Regions from separate parts of the Homo sapiens genome. Here regions 1 and 2 are each linked to region 3. A link is a loop called in an ENCODE intact Hi-C map of the cell type or tissue named here. Cell type or tissue: sigmoid colon. All regions are shown on one strand.

The links. Peaks named below come from ENCODE experiments on the same cell type or tissue, not always from the same donor. Only the 100,000 strongest peaks of a DNase experiment are listed, where the experiment ranks them.
Region 1: it touches region 3 in a loop (8-fold over the local background); 13 of 110 quality-filtered maps call a loop at or near these places.
Region 2: a loop joins it to region 3, with 4 times the contacts of the local background. A loop is called at or near these places in 3 of 110 quality-filtered maps.

Annotation. Positions count from the first base shown.
Region 1 is chr18:50,503,469-50,511,468 of GRCh38, reverse strand. No RefSeq gene overlaps it. Among named protein-coding and RNA genes, the nearest start is that of MAPK4, 53 kb to the left of the region's middle. In sigmoid colon, a CTCF peak has its summit at 4,171 (motif pointing left); a DNase peak (open chromatin) is centred at 4,128.
Region 2 is chr18:50,753,003-50,761,002 of GRCh38, reverse strand. No RefSeq gene overlaps it. Among named protein-coding and RNA genes, the nearest start is that of MRO, 63 kb to the left of the region's middle. In sigmoid colon, no CTCF peak of the experiment used is centred here; a DNase peak (open chromatin) is centred at 3,452.
Region 3 is chr18:50,654,488-50,662,487 of GRCh38, reverse strand. All of the region lies in intron 1 of MAPK4 (mitogen-activated protein kinase 4), which reads right to left. Among named protein-coding and RNA genes, the nearest start is that of MAPK4, 98 kb to the right of the region's middle. In sigmoid colon, no CTCF peak of the experiment used is centred here; DNase peaks (open chromatin) are centred at 3,207, 7,197 and 7,747; H3K4me3 peaks cover 827 bases.

The sequences.
Region 1 (8,000 bases), 150 kb after region 3:
CTAGCAGTATTTTCCCTTTAATCAAGTCCTTATGATTTCTAGTAGAATTCTCAAGTTTTCTTCATTCTCCCAAGTCATTCCCATGGGGTTCTTCATCTTGCACTTGATTTCTGTTTGTTTGGTATGTTGTTTTTCCACATGCCTAAGGAGAGTAGTTGCCATTTATTCCTGGTGAATGTTAAGCTTTTTGTTTGCATCCGTGACTCCCGTCTGTGCTGCTTCTCTCATATCTCTAGCTGCACACAAATCTCTGATATTAAATGGTGGCTCAGACAGAGCCAAAAGCAGAACTCTGCAGCATGCTGGAAAGATCCCCTTCTAGGCAAACACATGACCTATTCATCAGGAGTATTTAAGAATAGTTGTATAAACACCTGTAACTTTAACCACACTATTTAGGATCTGTTATTTTTTCATCTTGTCTTCAAGAACATCATGGAATCAATTTTTGAATTATATGTATATACTACGTAAGTATATATATCTATATTAAAAATATATTTTTCAACAGTTTTTGGGGAACAGGTGGCGTTTGGTTACATGAGTAAGCTATTTGATTTCTGAGATTCTGGCACACCCAAGCAGTGTCCACTGTACCCAGTGTGTAGTCTTTTATCCCTCACCTGCCTCCCACCCTTTTCCCCAAGTCCCCAGAGTCCATTATATCATTCTCATGCCTTTGCGTCCTCATAGCTTAGCTCCCACTTATAAGTGAGAATATATGATGCTTGGTTTTCCATTCTTCAGTTACTTCACTTAGAATAATGGCCTCCACTTCCATCCAGATTCCTGCGAATGCCATTATTTCATTCCTTTTTATGGCTGAGTAGTATTCATGGAAAAAATTTAAAGTGCCTTTCTAAAATCCAAATAAAGTACATTTCCTTTATTTCATTGTTAAGTAAACCTAGGGGGGTAAGAAAAATCTGGAATTACCTTGACTTGACTTATTCTTAAAGAATCCTAGGCCAGGCACAGTGGTTCACATCTGTAATGCCAGCACTTTGGGAGGCCAGGGTGGGAGAATCACTTGAGGCCAGGAGTTTGAGACCAGCCTTGGCAACATGGCAAAACCCCATCTCTACAAAAAAAAAAAAAAAAAATCTAAAAATTAGCTGGGCGTGGTGGAGCATGCCTGTAGTCCCTGCTACTCAGGAAAACTGAAGCAGGAGGATCACTTGAGCCTGGGAAGTTGAGGCTGCAGTGAGCTGTGATTGCACCACTGCACTCCAGTATGGGCTACAGTGTGAGACCCTGTCTCAAAATAATAATAATTTGTATTGGCTTCCTATAGCCAATGTTTTCTAAGTACCTGTGAACCATCCATTAAATAATCCTGGGATCAGCATGAAGCTCACCCACCTATATTTTCTAGAATTGACTCTCTATGTCAGATTGGATTATTGTTACTAACACCCTTACTCCCTGTATTAGGATAATAGGTCCCTGACTTTTTCGGTGTCTGCTATGGCCTGACAATCTTAACTGCCTAGAGAGTAACTCAGCTGGGAAGTAGGAGCTCTTAATTCCTCACCTATCTTGGGCTTCAGGGACTAAAGCGTTGTTTATTCCACTTGCTCCAATTTTATTTTCTATCTCCTTGATAAAAGTGGCAAGAAAAGGGAAGCTACATCTGATTCCCATCATTTGGCCATAGTACGTTAGCCACCTCAAGCAATTGAATCCTATTCTGTCACTGACTGATAGAAGGAAGTTTAAGATGCTTCCATTTTTGTGGTTTTTCTTATTCTTCCCAATTTCAGCAGCCCATCACTGCCACTTGTTTCCGTAAGTAAGAGAGACTATTTTAAAAGTCCAAGTTGCTAATTTCAGTCTATTTTGACATGAACTGTCTAAGCCATGTGTGTGTCTACGTGTGTGTATGTGAAAACACTCAGTTTCTGAGAATCCTTAATTCATGTCCTTAGATAGACTTGGCTTCAGGATAATTTTTAGATTGTAAACGTGGGCTCACTGATGTAGCGGCAGAGGGGAGAGTCCTTACTCTGGAGGACAGTTCGGATTTGCACACTCCTCTGAGCATTCATTTTGTGTGTTTGTCACTAACGGTGAAGGAGGTGAACCAAACATTTTATAATGAATCTCCGACAGGAACAACTTGTTCTTTAAATTCAGAAGCCAAGAAACTTTCAATAGAATTGGTTTAGAGGGCCCGGGTGGTGGTTTTTTGTTTTTGGGGGGTATTTTTTGTAAACTCAAGTGGAGCAATTCTTATTCAGTCAGAACCAAAATCCTGTCTAACTATATTTGCATCACACTCGCTGGCACAAATTGCCTGGTGATGAAAATAAAAGAGCCTGTGTAAAAGTCTTGGAATAAAAACAACACACATAAGAAAAAGGAAACAGGATCTTGAAGGGAAATAGGAAGGAGAAAGAGGTCAACAGAGGAGAAATGGGGGAGGAGGGAAAAAGGGGGAGGGAGAGAATATCTATAGTCAGAGAATACTTGCATTGAAAGTTGCCTACAAGAATATCTAATCTAACTTAACAACCCTTACATTAATGGTTTGGATATTGAGGCACAGAAAGCCTAATTTGCACAGTAGCACTCAGTTAATAACAAAGCCTGTAGCCATAGTCTCACCACCTGTGTTCATTCTTTTTTCCTTCTACTCCTTACCCCTCAGGCAGGCTTATACATTAATTTGTTTAATATGCAATTAAAAATTTTATTTTTTTTAAAACTTTTATTTTAGGTCCAGAGGTACATGTGAAGGTTTGTTACGTAGGTAAACTTGTGTCACAGGAGTTTGTTGTACAGATTATTTCATCGCCCAGGTAATAAGCTCACTACCCAATAGTTATCTTTTCTGCTTCTCTCTCTCCTCTCACCCTTCATCCTCAAGTAGACTCTAGTGTCTGCTGTTCCTTTCTTTGTGTTCGTAACTTCTCATCATTTAGCTCTCACTTATAAGTGAGAACATGCAGTATTTGGTTTTCTGTTCCTGTGTTAGTTTGCTAAGGATATTTGCCTCCAGCTCCATCCATGTTCCCCCAAAAGACACAATCTTATTCTTTTTTATGTCTGCATAGTATTCCATGGCATACATATACCACATTTTCCTTATCCAATCTTTCAGAACATGCAGTTTTTAACTGGCTTGATTCATTGTGAGAAGAGAAACAACTGCCTCCTAGAAAAGTACAACAGAAAGGTTTGGATGCATTTGAAAGACTAAGAAAAAACCCAGGATATATTTTCATTCAAGCATCTGACATAGTTATTTGTCCAAACATAGCTGTTTGTACCTAAAAACTGAACGTTAAGTTTTCTTCTGGAGTATAGCACAGAAACTCCTTAAAGGCAGATTCCAAAGCTCCCTTCGTTGCTCTGGAAACTGGTTAATGTTCTTAGCCATCATGCCACGACTCACCTCATCCTTCCCTCAGGATGGGATTTCCAGAAGGACAAGAGTGAAGCTGGGAGAGGCTTCCATTATGATCTTCTAATCTTGCACTAAGGTACACGTGGGTCAACATCACACACACACACAGTCACATACAACACAAGCTACTCAAGGAATTTAGTCTTCTTCACTCATATCTACCTGTTATACCTGTAACAGTGTGGCCACAGGGGGGACAAAAAGTGCTATTCCAACTTATTAAAAAAATTTAGTTTTCTTCTTGCCCTGAAGAAAAAGTCCATTTCCCAGAACTACTGTAATAGGATGTTACAAGTATCTCTGACACCCAGAGATATGTATTCGGAATCTAACAAACTGGTGGGGCAGTGCCTCCCAAACCTCTTGGTACCAGCTGATGTGCTTGCAGGGAATGGCCAGTCTGTGGGACAGAAGTTGTAAGTTTAAGTTCCAGGGGGAGAGACTAGAGGAAAGGACCTTGGGGGGTTGTTTTCACAAAGGAAAGCAAGAGGCTTGGGGCACATGTATTGTTGCTGAAGGGCCTAAGAGCCAGACAGGGCCAGGGTAGGTCTGGGCTGGCGATTTCCACCTAGAACACAGTGTGGTTCTAGCAGTGCGTGCATCAAGAAAAGATGAAATAACAGACAGCAGTACTGGCCTCAGAAGGACTTTGCAGTTTTGGGGGCCCAGGAAACAGCAGCCTAGGCAGGGAGAATCATTGCTTTTGGAGAGCAGCCCAGCAGCAGCTGCAGTGGGGAGACACTGCCCTCAAGTGGCCTGTGGGCTGGGGACCTCAATGGTCCAGAACTCACCAGAGACATACCAGGATTAATTGGGGGACACTGAACATCCTGCTGTCAATGCTGTCAAATAGGTGGCAACTGTGAGCCCGCACATTCATATGTTAATGTTAGCATGATGTGCCCACGTGATCAGGAGGCCTGGGAAGGGGTCATTCTCTCCTTCCTCCTCTCATACCTGTGCTCCATCTTCCTCCAGAATTCCTGGATTCCAACTTCACAGATCAAGAGCATTTTCTCACAGCAGTCCTACGTCCTGACCATTGTGCAAGTGTATATTACACAGAGGCAGGAAGCCATTCATCTGCAGTCATTGTTGAGTTGTACCATTATTGTGAACATTTCGTGACAAGTGGCTGTGAAGTGACTTGAGGTTCAGGGTTTTTCCCCAATTTTTCTTATTGGGTAATGGAGGGACTTCCATTAGTGCAGGCCTCTGTTCCAGATATGGTTGTATCCTAGGAGATATCCACATGGATGGCCTCAGAGAAGACCCATCACCAGGACTGAAGTCAAAATGGAGGAAGTGTTAGACTTTCTGACATTGTTCCTGAGTAATTTCAGTTGGGGAAATATGGGGGAAAAAATGAGTGGATTCTTAGTGACTGGCCTTCAAATCGTGAGATGATCTGTAAAAACAAACCCCCTCTCCAGGCACTAGTTCCGAATTCAGGTCTAAGGACAGAAACTGTGTTCTATTCCCCTCTGTTTGTGCAATCTCAGCATAATGCCCATCACCAAGGTGTTTGTTGAGTTGAATTTTGTTGAATTCCTTTTTCAATAAGGTCTAGCAATAAATACATCAATAGCAAACAAATTAGGAGCTTTGCTACCACAAAATACAAGTGACCCCAGGGTGTAATGCAGACAGTTTGAGACTCTATGTCATAACTTGAGTGAGTTTGGAGCACTGGGTGGGAGAGAGAAACACAATAGGAAAAAAAGTTAACATTTGTTTTTTGTTTTGTTTTGATACAGAGTCTTGCTCTGTCACCCAGGCTGGAGTGCAGTGGCACAATCTCAGCTCACTGCAACCTCCACCTCCTGGGTTCAAGCGATTCTTATGCCGCAGCCTCCCGAGTAGCTGGGATTATAGGCGTGTGCCACCATGCCCAGCTAATTTTTGTATTTTTAGTAGAGATGGGGTTTCACCATGCTGCCCAGGCTGATCTTGAACTCCTGACCTCAGGTGATCTCCCCCCGTTGGCCTCCCAAAGTACTGGGATTATAGGCAGGAGCCACTGCACCCAGTCAAAAAGTTCACATTTGTTGAGCACTTACTATGTACTGAATGCTCTGCTTTCATTATCTCTATTGAGGGTTTGGTGTAGGGCTTGGGAGCTTCATTCTATCCTCTCACCTTCCACCCTTAAGGTTATAAACAAACAAACTTACTTATGAAGGACAATAACCAAATGGGAAACAAATGAACACTTTAGACATGGTAGCCCCACTGTACACTAATATTTAGGTTGGTACAAAAGTAATAGCGGCTTCTGCAATTAAAAGTAACTGCAATAACCACAGTTACTTTTGCACCAACCCAATACAAACTCTGAGTTGAAGAATTGAACTTAAAGGAGGCCTTTTGGTTCTTCCTCACCTGAATCTGAGATGGTCAGTTCCCCAGAAAAGATCCAACCTGATTTACCACACTCAGTTTCCAGTAGAGAAGGTGGGGCACAGAGACAATGTATGAGGTAGGGTCCTTTCTAGGCCTCTTACATCATGGAGACAGAAAATAAAAATAAGCATCTGGCCCATTCAAAGGACCCAGGCCCTCTTTCTGAAGCAACTACATCTTATTATTTATCTACTGCTATGTAACAAATTACCTCAACACTTGGTGGTTTTAAAACAACATTTATTATCTCACAGGTTCTGTGAATCGGAAATCTGGGCATGCCTTGACTGGGTCCTTGGGCTCAGACTGTGTTATACCACTGCAATCAGGCTGTCAACCAAGGCTCACTATGGAAGGGTCCACTTCCAAGCTCATTTATATGGTTGTTGATAGGATTCAGCTCCTTGTGAGCTATCGGACTGAGAACTTCAGTCCCTTATTGGCCTCTTGGCCAAAGGCTGCCCTCAGTTCCTGACACATGAGCCTCTCTATATGGTGGTGCATTATATGACAGCTTGCTTTATCAGAATAAGCAAGTGGGAAAAGCCAAGCAGAGCATGTGCAAACGAGAGAGAAGTCACAGTCTTTTGAAACCTATTCTCAAAAGTGATGTCTCCTCACCTTTATTATATTCTACTCATTAAAATATAAATGTCATTTAGAAAATTTGAAAATATGTGGAACAATAACAGTCATAAGTAACTATTATGTAAAGAAGAAATAAAAAGGAAAATCCAAAAATATAGGCATTTATAGCTATACATATTATAATGTATAGCTATAAATGCCTATATTAAAAAGAAGAAAGATGTCTTTTAAACACAAATATTTCCTATCGTGTTTTAAATATCTTTTAAATACAAAAATTAGCTGGGCATGGTGGCACACGCCTATAATCCCAGCTACTCGGGAGGCTGAGGCATAAGAATTACTTGAACCCAGGAGGTGGAGGTTGCAGTGAGCTGAGATTGTGCCACTGCACTCCAGCCTGGGTGACGGAGCAAGACTCTGTATCAAAACAAAACAAAAAACAAATGTTAACTTTTTTTCCTATCGTGTTTCTCTCTCCCACCATTTCCTTTAAGATGAATGAAATAAAAACACAACATACCAAAACTTACAGGATGCAGCTGAAGTGACATTTACTGGGACATGTATAGCTATAAATGCCTATATTATAAAAGAAAGATTTCAAATCAACCTAACCTCCACCTGAAGATGCTGAAGAAAGATCTAAAGCAAGGAGAAGATAGAAAATAATAAAGATTAGAATAGAAATTAATGAAACAAGGAAGAGAAAAACAATATATAAAAATCAATACCAAAAGCATGTTCTTTGAAAACATCAATAAAATTAACAAACCTTTAGCTAGATTGACAAAAAAAAAAAAGATTATAAAGGGAATACATGCAAAATATATGATATTATATGCAAAAACCTAGATAACCTGGATGAAATGAACAAATTCCTAGAAAGACATAAACTAATAAAACTGACCCAAGAAGAAATAGACACTCTGAACAAAACTGTAATAATGGAAAAGAATGAATTAGTAACAAAAAATCAGATTACTCAAAGAGAAAAGCAGGAACAGATGGCATCAATGCAGACATTCTACCAAATGTATAATTGATACCAACTTTTCACAAACTCAAATTCAAAAAAATAGAAGAAGGAACTCTTCCTAATTCATTCCATGAAATTAGAATATGAGATGATCTGTTCCCCAGAAACTGACCAGAAATTATTCTGATACCAAAATAAGACAAATGCATCACAGAAAGACTGCAGATCCATGTCTCTTATGAATATGTATGCAAAGATTGTAAACAAAAATACTAAGAAACCAAACTGGCAGTGTGCAAAAATTATACACATAACCAAGTACAATTTATCCCAGGAGTGCAAAGGTGGTTCAACACAAGAAAACCAATCAATATAATATACTGCATTAATAGAATGAAGGGAAAAAATCACATGATCATCTCAATTAATGCTGAGAAAGCATCTGACAAAATCTGACATTATTTCATGATTAAAAACATCAAACAAACTGGGAATAGAAAGGAATTTCATTAACTTGATAAAGGACATGTATGGAAAACCCACAGCTAACATCATACTTAATGGTGAAAGACTGAATTCTTTTCCCTTAAGATCTGTAACAACACAAGATGCCCATTCTCA
Region 2 (8,000 bases), 99 kb before region 3:
CACACACACACATACCCCTCCCTCGGACTTCTTTTATTCAGGGCATTAATCCCACTCATGAGGACAGAGCTCTCATGACATAATCACCTCCCAAAGGCTGATCCTTTTAATATCCCCTTGGGGATTAGATTTCAACATATGAGTTAGAGGGGATAAAACATTCAGATCATAGCAGCCTTGAGCCCATGTCTGGCTATCAGTAGCAGATCCAAGAGAGAGCAGAAGGAAATTTTAGATGTGCCAGAAGAAGCAGAATTAGGATGTGATAGGGAGGGGGCAGTTCTGTTGGGTCCAGAGCTGCCACCAGAAGTGGGAAGGGTTGGGAGTAGGGTACCTTGGGTAGCCTGAGAGCTGTACTCCCCTATTGGGAGGTAAGTTGAGTGCTACCTGACTTGAAAGTCCTGGAGGACCTCTGGTTGGTTCAGGAGATGAAGCCTAGGTGCTCTGAGAAGCTTCCAGAACCAACTAGATTGGTAGATAGTCTGTGCCAGACCCAAGAATATGGTTCCCACTCCCAAGCCACAGAGAACTCCCAATCCACCCTCTTTGCCTCCAGATAGCCCTTGCAGGGAGGGGCTGTGGGCTGCATGCACTGGCAAGGCAGGATGGGAAAAGATGAGGCAAATGACTGAGCTGAGGGGAACAGAAAGACCCCAGGGAGAAGCAACAGCTCCCCTTCACCTCCCTGTGCTTTCATCTGTATCCATTTGTTCGTTCAGACCCTGCCTTGTTTCAAAGAAATCAAGATAGATTATTCATCTTCATTGACCAGTTTATAGCTCAGTTCCCCCCTCCTCCGTCTAGCCCTAGCATTTCTTTGCGGTTTTCCTGTGTCTTGCAAGTGCCCACTTTTTGTCCCTGCTTGATTTTTTTTTTTTTTTTAAGACAGGGTCTCACCCTGTCACCCACACTAGAGCGCAGTGGTGCCATCTTGGCTCACTGCAACCTCTGCCTCCTGGGCTCAAGCGATTCTGCCATCTCAACCTCCCAAGTAGTTGGGACTACAGTTGTGTGCCACCACACCTGGATGATTTTTGTATTTTTTGTAGAGATGGGCTCTCACCATGTTTTCCAGGCTGGTCTTGAACTCCTGAGCCCAAGTGATCAGCCCACCGTGGCCTCCTAAAGTGCTGGGATTACAGGCATGAGCCACTGTGCCTGGCCCCCGTGCTTGATCTTTTGACTAGTTTTGATTCATGTCAGAAACTAAGAGGTACTTTGTATTTTGTTGTTGAAGAATAAAATAGAGGCCAGGAGGCCTTCTCTGGCAGTTCTGCAGTACAGGCAGTACTTTGGTTGGATGGCCACATGGAACAGCCCAGATAATTCACACTAATTTAGCAGTCATTTGCACCACTCAGTCGGAATCTAACATGCAGCTTCTTTGCCTCATTGCTTCCCAAGACCTCAGAGAGGAGCCTTTGGTGCAAAGTGTTCTGGAAGCATGGAGCTTTCAGATACATTTATTATCACTTATTTGGATATAATTTATGTTTTCCGCTTAACATGAAAAAGGCTAGAATGTATAATGTTTGCCAAAGATCCACTGATTTTCTTTAAAGGGTTTTAACTATGCATTAGAAGGATCAGCCTTCTCTGTTCATTCCTTATTTTTCACCTGGAAATTTCTTATGGCAACAGTGAAAGTGGTTGTCCAACCCATATGCCTTTATGAAGCTGACCTCTCTCCTGTCATGCATAAGACCTTGGAAGTTCTGACTTTTAAGCCAGACAAAGCCAGGAAGAGCTGCAGAATCCAAGCAAATGTCATTTTGATGGATTTAAATGGATTCATAGATTGTAGGGAGTACATGAAATGAATTCATAGTAGCATCAAGTAAATAGATAGTCAAATCCCATCAAATGTCTGCCATCCTGGTTTTGGGTTAGATACAGAATCATTAGACTTAAGAATGAGGTAATATGTAACTTGAATTCAAGCAACTTCATCATCTATCAAATGATCTTAATTCAGGATCATCTCTCAAATGTACTTAAGCTTCATCTGTTAGCACTACTTTACTTATAAATGCATGTTGCAAGAAGAAATGTTCCTTTATCTATGTTCCTAATGTTAAGAAAGCTAGTTTGTTCATTTTATAGGAGTTAATTTGAGCCAGACAAGTGATGTCACAGTGAATTAATTTGTCACCAAGATTGTTGGGAAAAATCAACTTCCTATGACAAATGTAGCTTAGAACTTCAAGTGAACAAATGCTGTTTTCTACAATAAACATCCTCTGTAATGTATTTACATAAAACAAACACATTAGTCTTAAGATTATAAGCCAAAATCTTTGGAACTACAAAAATAAAACTTTCAATATTACAGCACAGATCATTGGACTTTCTAGCAAACTAGACGAGATTTCAACTCTGAGGACAAGATACAGACTGGTGATAGAATTAGCTTACGTTTTTTGTTCACAGTTGTGTAAATATGCACTTTATTTTCCTTTTCTACCTAATAAGATTTAATGGCTACATCAGGACTTATTTTTTCAAAGCACCTGTATCAACAGTCTCTCATGTTTTTAGGGTTGTTCCTGGGCAGTTGCTAACCGGGCCTTGGAAACTCTGCTTTCCTCCACATTTTCTAGCCAAAGCTAATTCATGATTTTATAGTTTGTAATCTCTGTTTCCACAATTCCATTGGAAGGCATGAACTTAGATTCCCATTGGTGTGGTAACTGTGGAAGATGGCTCGGTTACAGTTTTTCTTTTCTTTTCCTTCTTTCAACTTTTTTTTTTTTTAAGAGATGGAGTCTTGCTTTGTTCCCGAGGCTGAAGTGCAGTGGCACAATCATAGCTCACTGCACTCCTTGATCTCCTGTGCTCAAGAAATCCTTCCACCTCAGCCTCCTGAGTAGCTGAGACTACAAGGGCATGCTACTGCGCCCAGCTAGTTTTATTTATTTATTTTATTTTGTAGAGACAGGCTCTTACCATCTTACCCAGGCTGGTCTCCAACTCTTGGGCTCAAGTAATCCTATCCTCCCTCTTCAGCCTCCCAAGATACTGGGATTGTAGGTGTGAGCCATGGTGTCTGGCCTTTCACAGTTTCTGATCTCAAATCCTGTCAAAATCTCTAGCCAATTTGCAAAATGGCCCAGCTGACAGAAAACCTGAAAATTTGCTTGAAATCCCTCTAATTGCTTAGAATTACTTAATTGTTTCCTTAGTGGGCACTGTGGCGTTATGTGTCCCCCTGAAAAGAGATACACTGATGTCCTCATCCCCAGTACTGCAGAATGTAGCCTTATTTGGAAATAAAGTCTTGCAGAGAACCAAGTTAAGATGAAGTCATTCGGGTGGGCCCCGATCCAGTACTTGTGTATCCTTATAAAAATGGGAAATCTGGATGCCAGCATACACAGAAGGAAGTTGATGTGAAGACGCACACAGGGAGAAAGCCATGTGAAGATGGAGGCAGAGACTGGAGTGATGCAGCTGCAAGCCAAGGGACGCTAAGGATTGTGGGCCACCACCAGAGCCAGGGCGGGGCAAGGAAGCATTCTACCCAGAGTCTCAAGGGAGCGTGGCTCTGCTGACACCTTGATTTAAGACTTTCAGCCCCTAGAACTCTGAGATAATACGTTTCACTTGTTTTAAGCCACCCAGGTGTGGTACTTTGTTATGGCAGCTCTGGTGAATCTTTTAACCCTGGGGAGATTTAGAACTGAGAACAGAGATTATGAAGCAAATCAAACCCCTAGTATGACTATTGTGTAAAATCTGGGAATAATTTGTGTGCATTAGCATTTGTCTTAGCCAGCATTCACCTTGGAAAGCAGAGCTGAGAGGAAGCTCAGGGGCAGGTAGTTTATCTGATAAGGGATATAGGGAACAGGAGTAAAACAATAAAACTGGGTGCATAATTGACTTGGTCATTGCTACGGGCAACTGATGCTCCATCCTTCTGGGCACTTCTGAGGAACCATGTGGAATAAGCCTCAGGTTTGTCTGCCGGAAAAATGGTAGAGGAGATCCTTTATCCACTGGCTTCATTCTCTCACTGGATATCCCGTACACTTCTGGGGTCAGTCTCTCTCTCTCTCTCTCTCTCCCCCTCTCCCTCTCCCTCCCTTCTCTCTCTCTCTCTCTCTCTCTCTCTCTCTCTCGCTCGCTCTGTGTGTGTGTGTGTGTGTGTGTGTGTGTGTGTGTGTGTGTTTATGAATGTAGAGCAGTTCCCAAGGAGCCCTTTGCCATAGCGTCTGAATGTCTGAGAATTACACAGGTACAAAGCAAGAGACTGAAGCTGAGAGGTGCTGTCTGGCCTCACCTGTGGTTACTACAGGAGTGATTAAAGCAAAAGGTAGGCTGTGAGGGTGTGAGGTAGGACCCAAGTGGTGTTATTAGTCCATTTTCATGCTGCTGTTAAAGACATACCTGAGACTAGGTAATTTACAGAAAGAGGTTTAATGGACTTACAGTTCCACGTGGCTGGGGAAGCCTCAGAGTCATGGCAGAAGGCAAGGAGGAGCAAATCACATCTTATGTGGATGGTGGCAGGCAAAGAAAGGATGAGCTTGTGCAGGGAAACTCCTCTTTTTAAAACCATCAGATCTCATGCATCTTATTCACTATAATGAGAACAGCACAAGAAAGACTTGTCCCCATGATTTAATTACCTCCCACTGGGTCCCTCCCACAACATGTGGGAATTCAAGATGAGATTTGGGTGGGGACACAGCCAAACTGTATCAGGTGTCCAAAAGTATTTGGAGAATTTGGCTAATTACAGTCCCGAGCAATCAATTTAAATTCTAAGCTGAAAACTGCAAGAGAATCTTAGTCTATAAATAGCATAGGCACATTTAAAAGAACTTCATCATTGTATTTATAAACTTGATTTAGGAGATTTGTAAGAATCACTTTAGTACTTGGAAAAGTTGGTTAGCTAGACAACTGAATTATTTTAAAAAGGGAATTTATTATGTTGGGTTTATAAATACAGATAAAATATTCCAAGGAATTAAGTTATACAAATCTTCTTAAAATTATTGTGAAATTTGAAAGATTTATAAATTGAATACTATGTCTAAATTGAACTTAAAAACATAGGGAAAACTAAGCCTTTGAATTTGTTTCTGTAATAATTGGCTTTAAATACCAAAGTAAATTCTGAAGATTATTTTTCATGCACAAAAAAAGCTATCTCTAAAGACTAAAAACATTTACGGTTGTATCTTCAAATCATGTGAAAATTATTCTTTTCTACACTGTTCATCTGAAAAGTGGGTTCTTAAAAAGGGGGTTAAATACAGTAGTCCCCCCCTTATCCAAGGCAGATACGTTCCAAGATGTTTCATGGGAGCCTGAAACCTTGGATAATACTGAACCCTATATATTCTATGTTTTTTCTACACACATATATATGGATGATAAGGTTTAATATATTAATTAGGCACTGTAAGAGATTAACAACCATAACTAATAATAAAATAGAACAATTATAATATACTATAAGGAAAGTCTTTTGAAACTTATGAATTGTTTATTTCTGAAGTTTCCCATTTAATGTTTTCAGACCATGGTTGATCCTGGATAACTGAAACCGCCAAAAGTGAAACTGTGAATAAGGGGAGACTACTAGATAAGATATTCACTTAATTAGCAGCTTAAATTTTGTATCAATTGGAGTTCTTTGGTTGCAAACAACAGAAATCAATTTTGGCAAAGCAAAGGAAACTTACTAGAAGGATTCTGGTAAATTTCACAGATAATCAGTGAAAAGGCTAAGAGCCAATCTCTGAAATGGAGAGAAACCAAGTTGGCTCTGGGAGTGTGAGCAGGGTATTTGGGCTCTGCATTAGGTAGGTTCAGTTGCAGGTATGAGAAGCTACTCTGGTTCTTGTCAGCAGAGAAGGATTTAATACAGGGAGTTGGGTGCTTACAAAGTCCATGCAAAGGCTGCAGGAGCAGACTGTAGACCACTAGAAGATTGACCTGCTGAGGGTATGCTAACTTTGCCACTGCCAGGAAGACTGAGGTTGAGGAAGCTGCTTTCCTGTGAGCTGTCTTTTTTCTCCCACTACCCTCACCTCTTGTGGTAACATGCAGTGGAGGGTCATCCTTGTGAACTGGGGTCAGCCCAGCATCCTTAGTTGGGGCTTTGATTTTGTCCTGGTGCTTCTACTGCTGCACAACTGTCCCAATGCCCAGTGGTATAAAACAATAGCCATGTTATTATGCCATGGATTCTGTGGGTCAGGAGTTCAGATAGGGTTTTGTGGAAATGGCTTTGTCTGCTCCATGATGTCTGGGAAAACTTGAACAAAAAGGGCTGGAGTCATAGGCAGCTTCTTCGCCTACATATCTGGTGTGGGTCTGAAGGGTGGGCTTAGCTGGAATTGTCAACCAGAGCATGTATGCATAGTCTCTCCGTGATGGTATCTTAGGACAGTGGAACCTCTTACGTGGAGGCTCAGTTCTCCAAAAGCACAGGTTCCAGTCAGCAAAGTGGAAACTGCCTGTTTTTTTATGACCCAGCCTTGGAAATCACACAGCATCACACTTCTGCTGTACTCTATTGGTCAAAGCAGTCACAAGCCCACTTAGCAGAGGGGACTTGGACACCATCTCTTCATGGGAGGGGTGGGGATATGGACACCATCTCTTCATGGGAGGGATGTTAAGAATTTGCAGCCATGGTTTGAAACTACCATGGTTTCATTCTTCTGAGGTCTAACACTCCCAGGTTATAGTACCCTTGTTTTCCATTAATCTTGACTGCCCCGGTAGCTACAAATCAGAAACCCACCTATAACCATGTAGCTGGAGGTCCTTAGCCAGGGTGCATGGCTTACTATGATATTGATCCTCTCAGCCCTTGGGACTGGAGGGGTTGTGGGGTCCTGGGTCAGCTGGAGGATCTGGGCTGGTCCCCACCAGCCAGAGTGATCTCATCAGTCACTCTGATAGTTGATACACATTTAATCATTTTCTAGGTGTACCTCAAGGTGAAAAAAGTTGGGGTGCACTGCACTAGACCATAAGCTTCTTGCAGGTAGGAACCTTATTTGCTTTCTCCGTCACTATACCCCCAGGGTGCCTGACATAGCAGGGCTCAATAAACAGATGAATGAATGAATGAATGAATTTGTGCTAACACTCATGAGGTGGAAGCAGCCATTGCGGCTTTGCCTGTCTTTGTCTGTTAGGGGAGGACCATCTACAGGAGTTACCAGGAGTGTCCTGAAATAGTGGGCCACTCTCCCCATCACAAGTCCTTGGTTCCAGGGAGCAAGTTTCCTTTGTCCCTTTATCCATGAGTTCAGGGTTTTCATCATCACTTGGAGTCCCACTAGCCAATTGGTGCCTCCTTAGGCTCTGATCAGCTGAGAAAGAAAAAAGGGAGTTTGAAGGGGAAGAGAGACAAAGCAGAAGCACTGCAGCAGAAAAGGCTCTCCCTGCCTTCCCCACTCCCTGCCATAGGTTTCCCCCAAGCCTCTGAGCCAAGGCCTCCAACCCTGGGGTTGCAGCCCAGCCCAGCCATGGACCAGCTGTGTAGTTGTAGAGAGACAGCACCGAAACTCCTGCCCTCAGAGTTCTCTTCTGGAACCTGCCTCCCTCATGAGGCTGTGTTGAGGTCACAGTGCTGCCCACAGTGCAGGCTCTGAAGTCCTCAACAGGAAAGAAGGTGCAGTTGTCTTTAGTTGCTCTATGGCTGTGATATTTATCTCTGTTTCCCCAGCCAGGCCCTGGGGGACAGTAGACCCTCACTCCATATTTGTTCATTGAGGAAATAACTGAAGTGATTTTTAATTGTCCTGGTTTTGTAGGCCAGAAAACGATGGCACAGGAATAGAGTGGCCTGACTTGAGTTTAGAGTGACGGTAACAGTTTCAGACTGACACTTACTGAATTGCCAGCTGTCTCCTGGCCTCCAGATATCCTCATTTCTTTTTTTTTGAGACAGAGTCTCACTCTGTCTCCCAGGCTGGAGTGCAGTGGTGTGATCTCAGCTCATTGCAACCTCCAGCTCCCAGGTTCAAGCA
Region 3 (8,000 bases):
CCCAGAAACCAGGGTGCAGAGTTCCCAGTGCTATATCAAAACTGGCATGGTGAGCTGTATTCTTTTTGACAATGTGACCTCGCTCTTCAAAGCAATGGGTCAAATCTAAACTTCACTGTCCCTGCCCTCTGGTGGCTGTTGACTCAAATTACAGGTATAGGAACTAAGTGGGGAGGAAAAACCCTGCAAAACTAGACATGTAAATTCAGATCTCTGAAGTAAGGTAATATCATAGCGTCTAAGAGACTGGCAGGTTTTCTAAGTTCATAAAGACCACAGACACACAAAGAAAGAAGACTGTATCCAACACAAAGGCATGAACTTGGCAGACTGCTGCTTTATTCTCATATCGCAGGGCCTCCTATAGAGACACTTTGCTATCTGAACTTCGCACAACTCTGCAAAGATAAATGAAGCAAAAACGATAGTCAACTCAATGCTCTGAAATTAAGGGGGCAAATTAGGGGACACAGATGATCTGAAATAGTAAACAATCAGATCGCCTGTAAAGACTTCTAATGAAGGAAATTTGCCAAGGGTCTAGAACATAGTAATTGCTTAACAGATGTTACCTATTGTTGCTGTTTAGTTAAACATTCCCTTACATTTGAATAAGATGTACTCAAGATTCTGATAATTTGTCAGATCTTCGGTAATTCTGTTCTGCATGTTTTTACTGGGTCCAGGAACAAAACAACCATAGACTTACAGAATTTCAGATTGGGAAGAAATCTAAGAAAACAAGGCCCGTGGTCCTTATCTGGAGATGGTACTGCCCTCCTCACCTTATTTGACTGGGAGTCATTACTGGTATTTAATGGGTAGGGCCGGATTTGCTAACCATTCTACCGAGCATTCCCACCTCCATGCCCAAATGCCCAGAGCACATCCACTGACATCCACCCCTCCACCCCTGAATGCCAACAGCACTTCCACTGAGAAACATCGATTCTGATTCCAGTTCTAACTTTACAGGTGAGGATACCAAGGCTTGGAGAGCACCAGCTTAGTGCTTTCAGCATACATAGGGTCAATATCCATCTGATGAATGGATAAATGAATACCATTCACTCTGTTTGAGGATGCCCAGCCACTAAGAGACAGTGCTGGGAGCACCCAGTGAACCAGATTCTATGGCCTGTGCTAGCGAAGTTGGCCTGGATACCTAACTCAGGGGAATCAAAGAGCCTCCACAGCTCTCCATTCTCTCCCTCCTTGACTCCTGCTGCCCAAGTCATGTAATGGCAACTACACTGAAGCTTCTCTTTCTCCCCACAAGCCTGGTCTGACTCCCAAGGGCATAGCAAAAAGAGGCAATTGCATATCATTATTTTTTTTAGGAAGAGACATGCTTAAGCCTTCTTCCTTTCCAGCTTCTGCTGGGTTGTAAACAGAGAGAGGAATGAGCACCTAAGCAGAGGGGATGACATCACAAGCAAGCTGAATGCAGGATTTGCTTGAGATCAGCTGCAATGCAGATAATCAGCGAATAATTAAGAGGTGCTTTATTTATTTTTAAAACTCTTTCCCTCTCATGCATGGGAGGGACTGTATCCCGTGTGTGTGTCTCTTTTTCAGTGGTCTTCCCAATATGCTGTCAGCTTAGGGGCCAGGTACGATGTCAACGTGGCAAGCCTCAATTCCAGCCACTCCACCTTTCTTGTGGGCTGCTAAATAGACTCTTTGCTGCCTGGCTTTTTTGCTTGTATCTTCCCAGTTCCTGAAATATTCTCCTGCTTCCCCACCACCCCCATTTGTTGAAATCCTATCATTCAGAATCCAAAGTCTCACTTCTTTCCTAAAGCATCCATCCTGGTTCTCAATGACATGTCTCCCTTTTCTAAACTCCTGTGGCACTCATGTGTACGCTGTGTTTGGCATTTACCATACATTAGCCTGGGCTGTTATTTAACTTTTTGTACATGTCCATCTCCCAACTAGACTGTAAGCTTCACAAGTAGCTTACAGGGCACAAAGTAGAGCATAGAAAATATCCGTTGACTGGAAGGAGCTGAGTACCGTTCATTATGTCTACACAGTGGTGATGCCCACGTTTCCTAGGTGGTCACTGTCCCTTGTGATACTTGCCATGGAAATTGTTCAAAGGGCGCATCTCACAACAAGCCCTAACCATTCAGACCAACTAATATTTCTGAACTTCAATCCTCTTAGTAACATATTCTGCTTAGATGCTGCCTCTCTTAGAGTTTCAGTGCTCTAATCAGGCAGCCTCTTGTCTGACCATTTCTCTGTTCCCATTTGAGTTTATTATTATGCCTCTCTTCTCAAGCCTCTTCATTTTCTGTTTCTTTCTTTCCTGTTTCTTTACAGAGCAATTCTTTCCAATTCCTCTGTAATTTGCATTGTAAGCCCTTTGCCTTTCTCCCTAGGTGGGCTGATTACAAGGCATCCACCGCCTAAGAAGTCTAAGGTTAGTGGTCCATTTCTTGCATGATATGCTGAGAGGTGTGGGCCCACTGGCCCTGGGGAGGAGCAGACTGGCATCTGGATGTGTCCACCTGGGCAGGGGAGTGGTTATGGCAGCTCTTGGTGTGGTGCAGCTTCTCAGGGCAAAGCCCAACCATTCTCAGCTCAAAGGTGGTGGTTCAGAGCTGCTCCGAATCACAGGTGTGATTTCAAACCCAGGGAGGTGGCATTCACTGTCTGAGATGGAAAGGTCACTCGTTCAATCGTGCTTGAATGACACCCAGCAAGAGGAATGCATGGAACTCTCACAAGAGCAGCCAAGGTCCCCACGATTCCATGGCTGGGCATCGTAATAAAACACAGGAATAGAAAGTTCTACCCTCAGGACTCTGAACAATGGAGTTTCAGCTCTCAACTGCTTTCTCACTGACTCTCAGGTAACAGCTTAGTTGAGGCCAATTAATTATTCTCTCACTCATCCAGCCTTTTAACATGCGGAGGCAAACCAGAGATGAGATGGCGTGTGCCAACTGTCCCTTTCTGGGATTCCTGGGGCTTTGGTTTACAAATCAGCTTTGGAAAGTCTAAATTTAGACTTACCTCCCCATCTGCTCAGATCCTCCCGAACCTCATGCTTTCGACTTTCCACAGGAACTATCTCCCCAGCAAGGTGCTGACATTTCACAGACACTGCTTTCTTCCCCTCTCCTGAACACTCTGAAACTTACAGGAAGCCCTTCTCCCGAGGAGCCGCTATTTCCAGCTGAGCATGCTATGCACTGCACAGTTCTAGGTGGCACCATTCACATCGCAGTCAGTCTGACTCCAAGGCTCATGATCCTAATGAGTCACTGTGGTCTATGTGAATGGAGTCCTCTAGACCAGGCATTGGCAAACTTTTTCTATAACGAGCCAGATAACAAATATTTCCATGTTTGTAGGACATACAGCCTCTGTTGAAACCACTCAACACAACTTAATTCTGCCTTTATAGCACAAAAGCAGCCACAGACAATATACCTGAACAAATGAGCATGGCTGCATTTCAGTAAAACTTTATTTACAAAAATAGGTGCTGGGCCAGATTAGGCTTGTGGGCTGTAGTTCGTGGACCTCTGCTCTAGACTCCGTGGGAACATCCTCTAGCTCATTCACAAGCAGGTCCTGAAGTGTGTTGGGACCCGGCCCTTTTCTGGCTCCTCCTGCACTGCACTGTCTCCTTCCTCTTGGACTCAGTCTTCCTGTTGCCCCTCAAGGCGACACTATCCCAGGCCTGGCCTCCTAGGGAGCTACCTAGGAGGTGAGGCTTGGTTCAGCTCATATGCAAATTTGATGCCCTCAGGGCCCAGCTCTCCAAAAGCTACCTAATCTGGCCTAAAGTCCCTTCTAGTTCTGCAATTCTGTGGTATGGCTGATGTGCCTTGCTCCGCAACCCCACTTGCATCTTAACAGAAGCCTGCTGGAGAGATGGTAAAGAGGACATGATGAAGATGGTGGAACTGCATGTCCTGAGGGTTTACCAGAGGCCAACGGCTTCACCTGATTATTTCAGTTGGGTCTTACAACACCCCTGTGAGGTTGATATCGTCCTCCATGGAGCTCCAAGAGGGAAGTGATTTTCCCAGAGTCACCCTCTGGCAGGTGAAGAATCTGGGATGTCAACTCAGGTTGGTCCAAGTCCAACACTCACGCTCTAATCGCCATAGTATGATCTCAGCCCCAGCGAGTGACTCTTACCACAAACCATCTAGGCTCAGTGTGAGTTTTCAGGCCCAGTGAGGGAAAAATGTGGGGTAGGCACACCTTGTGGTATGTCTCAAATTAAAGCAAGAGGCAGCCACCTTTTCAGCCTTTGTTCAACCCAGTATGGAGGCCACAGTAAGCCCATTCTATGGAAAGAGAAACCAAGAAATAGAATGTTGAAATAATATTAAAAGTGGAGTAAAAAACCCTTGATTTTAAACAACCACACCCCCACCTTCCATCATGTTCTTGACCTTTAACTGTGAACCTCAGCCATGCTAGAGCCTGTGGCACAGGGACTGGGCATCCTTGGGACGAGCTGGCTGACTTGCAGGCATCCTGACTAGCACGGCCTGTAGCTGACACTGACTGTGGCCACCTACCCAGGAAACGTTCCTGCTTCCTCCTCACGAACAAACCAGGTCTGGTTCGGCCATCAGGCAGCTGAGCCTACCCAGGAATGACTCCCAGTGGGTCTAAACCAGGGTTTCTCAGCCTCAGCACTGTCAACATCTTGAGCCAAGTGATCCTTAGCAGTGGGACTATCCTGTGCACGGCTGAATGTTCAGCAGCATCCCTTGCCTCGGCCTCCTAGATGCCAGTCACACCCCCAAGCTGTGACATCTGAAAGTGTCTCCAAACACTGACAACTGTCACCTGTCGGGGAGGCACAAAATCACCTCTGGTTGAAAATCACTGGTCTCAATCAGCAGTTTTCAACAGGGTTGGTGTTGGCATTTGAGCTGGGTGCCTCGGACTCAAGGTCAAGCTGTTGGCCAGGGCTGCAGTCATCTCAAGGCTCAAATAGGGAGGAAGATCGGCTTCCAAGCTCACTCAGGTGATTACACAATGACTCCGGCCTCAGCTTCTGCAGTTCTCTCTGTTTTATGGGATTGTACCATATACTATTGCTGGAAGTTTAACAACTCTGATCCCAACCCACTAAATGCCAATAGCGCTCCCTGGTCCCTGGGTCAGACTCACATTTCCCGGAGTCCCAGGAGGTGATGTCATCTCCCAAACCCATCCCTGTTGAGGACCATGAATCTAAACCAACTGTGGTAATACAATTCCCTCTTGGCAGTGATTGCTTTAGGGGTGGTCATATGATCCTGTTCTGGTCAACAAGCCTAAGGGAAAGCCTGCTGGGGAGTCCTAAGGGAAAAGGTTTCCTTCCCAAGCAAGAAGAAATCCTACTTCCTGTTTGTGGATGCGGTTGTAGAGGAAGTGGTGTTGGTGCTGCAGCAGCTGTCTTGAGGCCACGTGGGGAGGTGGCAGAGGAGTGTGGGACCTTGCTGGCATCGCTGAGGAGCTGAGCCACGCCTGCAACTACCCACCTCCAGCTTTCTTGCCAAGAGAGACTGTTAAGCCCTACTGCTGTTTAAGACATTTTTGCTTTGGACTTTTACATTTTTTTTTACTTGAGGCTGAGATGATCTGACAGTAACTTGCTCAGCACACGGTTGGTCTAAATGGAAAGTGAGAAGAGGTAGGACACATGGCTTCTGACCTCAAGAAGCTTATATTCATATTGGGGGAGTGGAACTACAACAATAATTATGGAAACAATGCAGGAACATTCAGGGGCCAACTGTGTGATTCCTACTATAAGCGTAGCAGGAAGCAGGGTGAGTCCCATCAGTCAGAGAGGCTCTTGGAGGATGTGGAAGGCAGCTTCCCAGATGCCCCAGTGATCCTGGTTTTCAGGCCTTGTGTCATCCCCTCCCCTTAAGTGGGTGCTGGACTCACTGACTCATTTCTAAAGAATAGAATTTGGCAAAAAGAATGGGATGCCACTTCTGAGATCATGTTATAAAGAGCCTGTAGCTTCCATCTGAGGTAATCACTCTCTCCTGTTCGCTTTTGGGGAAGCTGCTGCTCCTTCTTGAGGCAGCCCTATGGGGGGATCCCTGTGAGTTCTCAGAAATGGACCTGCTGGCCACCGTGTGAGTGAGCTTGGAAGCAACCCTTCCCTGAGTTGAGCCCTGAGTGGACTACAGCCCCGCCAACAGCTTGATGGACATCCCAGGACACCTCGAGTCAGAGGCACCAACTAAACCATGCCCAGATTCTTGACTCTCAGGAGCTGCGTGGTAATAAATGTTGTTTTTAAGCCAATAAATGTTGGGACATTTGTTATACAGCGATAGCTAACTAATGGAGAGGAAGGACTTGGAGATCTGCAGTTCTTGACTTTCTAAAATAGAGAAGAGGCCTTGAAAAGCCCTCCTTGAGTCTGGGGTCCTGGGTCTCACCTGGCATGGATCTCATTAGATTCCAGAGTCAGATAGAATTCTGGGGAGGAGGGGAACCTTACCTGTCTGTTTTCACTGATGTAACCCAGGGTCCAGGGCAGTGTCTGGCATATAGAGAGGGATTCAATAAATAAATATCAGTGGACACAGGAATGGCTCCATGTTTGCAGTAAGATTTTGGTTATGACACAGTACAACCCACATGGAAAGATAAATTTAAAAAGCATCCCTGAGGCCCAGAAAAGAAAGTTTTTTAAATCCCTCCAGAGTGAGTAGGGGCTAAAAGCAGGGGTTCAAGGGAGGAGGCCACACAGGCCCCCAAAAGCATAATGACCAGAGGTGTTTCCTCACCGAGTTAAGAACTGCTGTGTAACTGCTGATCTTTACCATTGAGACTCAGCCGGGTCTCACTCTCAGCGGCGGCAGGGGGACCCCCAGGAATTAGGAGAAACAACTCTCCCTGGCTTTCCGGCTTTTGAAATTAAGCGCTGCTCCCTCCACCCCAGAGGAGTGCAGGCTGCAGTGGTTCGTGTGGAGTGACCTGTGCATGCTCAGGAACTCATTTTCCTTTGCAGAAACCCTGATATATGGGCAGATGGCTGCTCCTAATGGTGCCGCCCATGATGCCAACCTTGGGCTACAGTCCCTATGCCTGTTCCTCTCTCATGCCCAGCACCACTCCCAGCCCAGGACCTGGGATGACCCTTCACAAACACCAGCCAGCAGGACACCAACCGACCCGAGCCAAAAGCCCAGCTTAGTCTAAAATAAATACATCTCAAGCAGAGGAACCACTGACAGGCTCTGCTGCCCATGATGGGCCTCAGGTGAGCCTTCTCCCCCTGGGACGTGTGAGCCTGTGGTGACTGCAAACATCTTAAGGTCCCTGGGAGGCAGTGATGCCACCCACCCTGGGTTGTGTTTCCCTCAATACGGTTTTCTAAAGAACACGCCTGTGGGGACACTGCTGAGAAAGAAACAGGAGGGGACCCTGTTATCTTCACCTCCCTGAGGTGGGGTGGTTAGAGGAAAGAATTGAGGGAGGGAAGAGAAGTTTGCAGAAGGAACATCAGATGCTGGGTGGGGAGTTCCCTCCTCCCCAAAGAGCAAACTCCAGGAGCGTTCAGGCTTTGCTCTGTTTTCCTTTTGAAAATTACGTAACCAGCCAGGGAGAACAAAGCCTTCCCATGCCTCTCAGCGATACTAAAATAGCACGGAGAGAAATTCCGGCTGCCTCGTCGGAACTCCAGCACCACATCAGCAAAGCTGGGGAAGGGGAGCATCTGGGTCCCTGCGTGGGAAGTCTGGGAGCCGGTGGCCACGGGCATAGCACCAGCTGCACAAAGGCCCCTGCCCAGGCTGAAGGCTGAGTCCAGCTTCTGGTCCACAAGTGTGCCAGGGGGCATGTGTAGCAGGTGTGTAAATCCTTCTGATTTTAAACGACTCCTGCAACCTTTGACCCTTGTAGATTCAAGGGGAAACTTCTCTTTTTAAAGGAAGGAGATCTGAGATAGCAGAAGATGGTGGCCTCTTTCAAAATCTAAATCAGTGCAATTATGACTTCAGTGGCTAAAT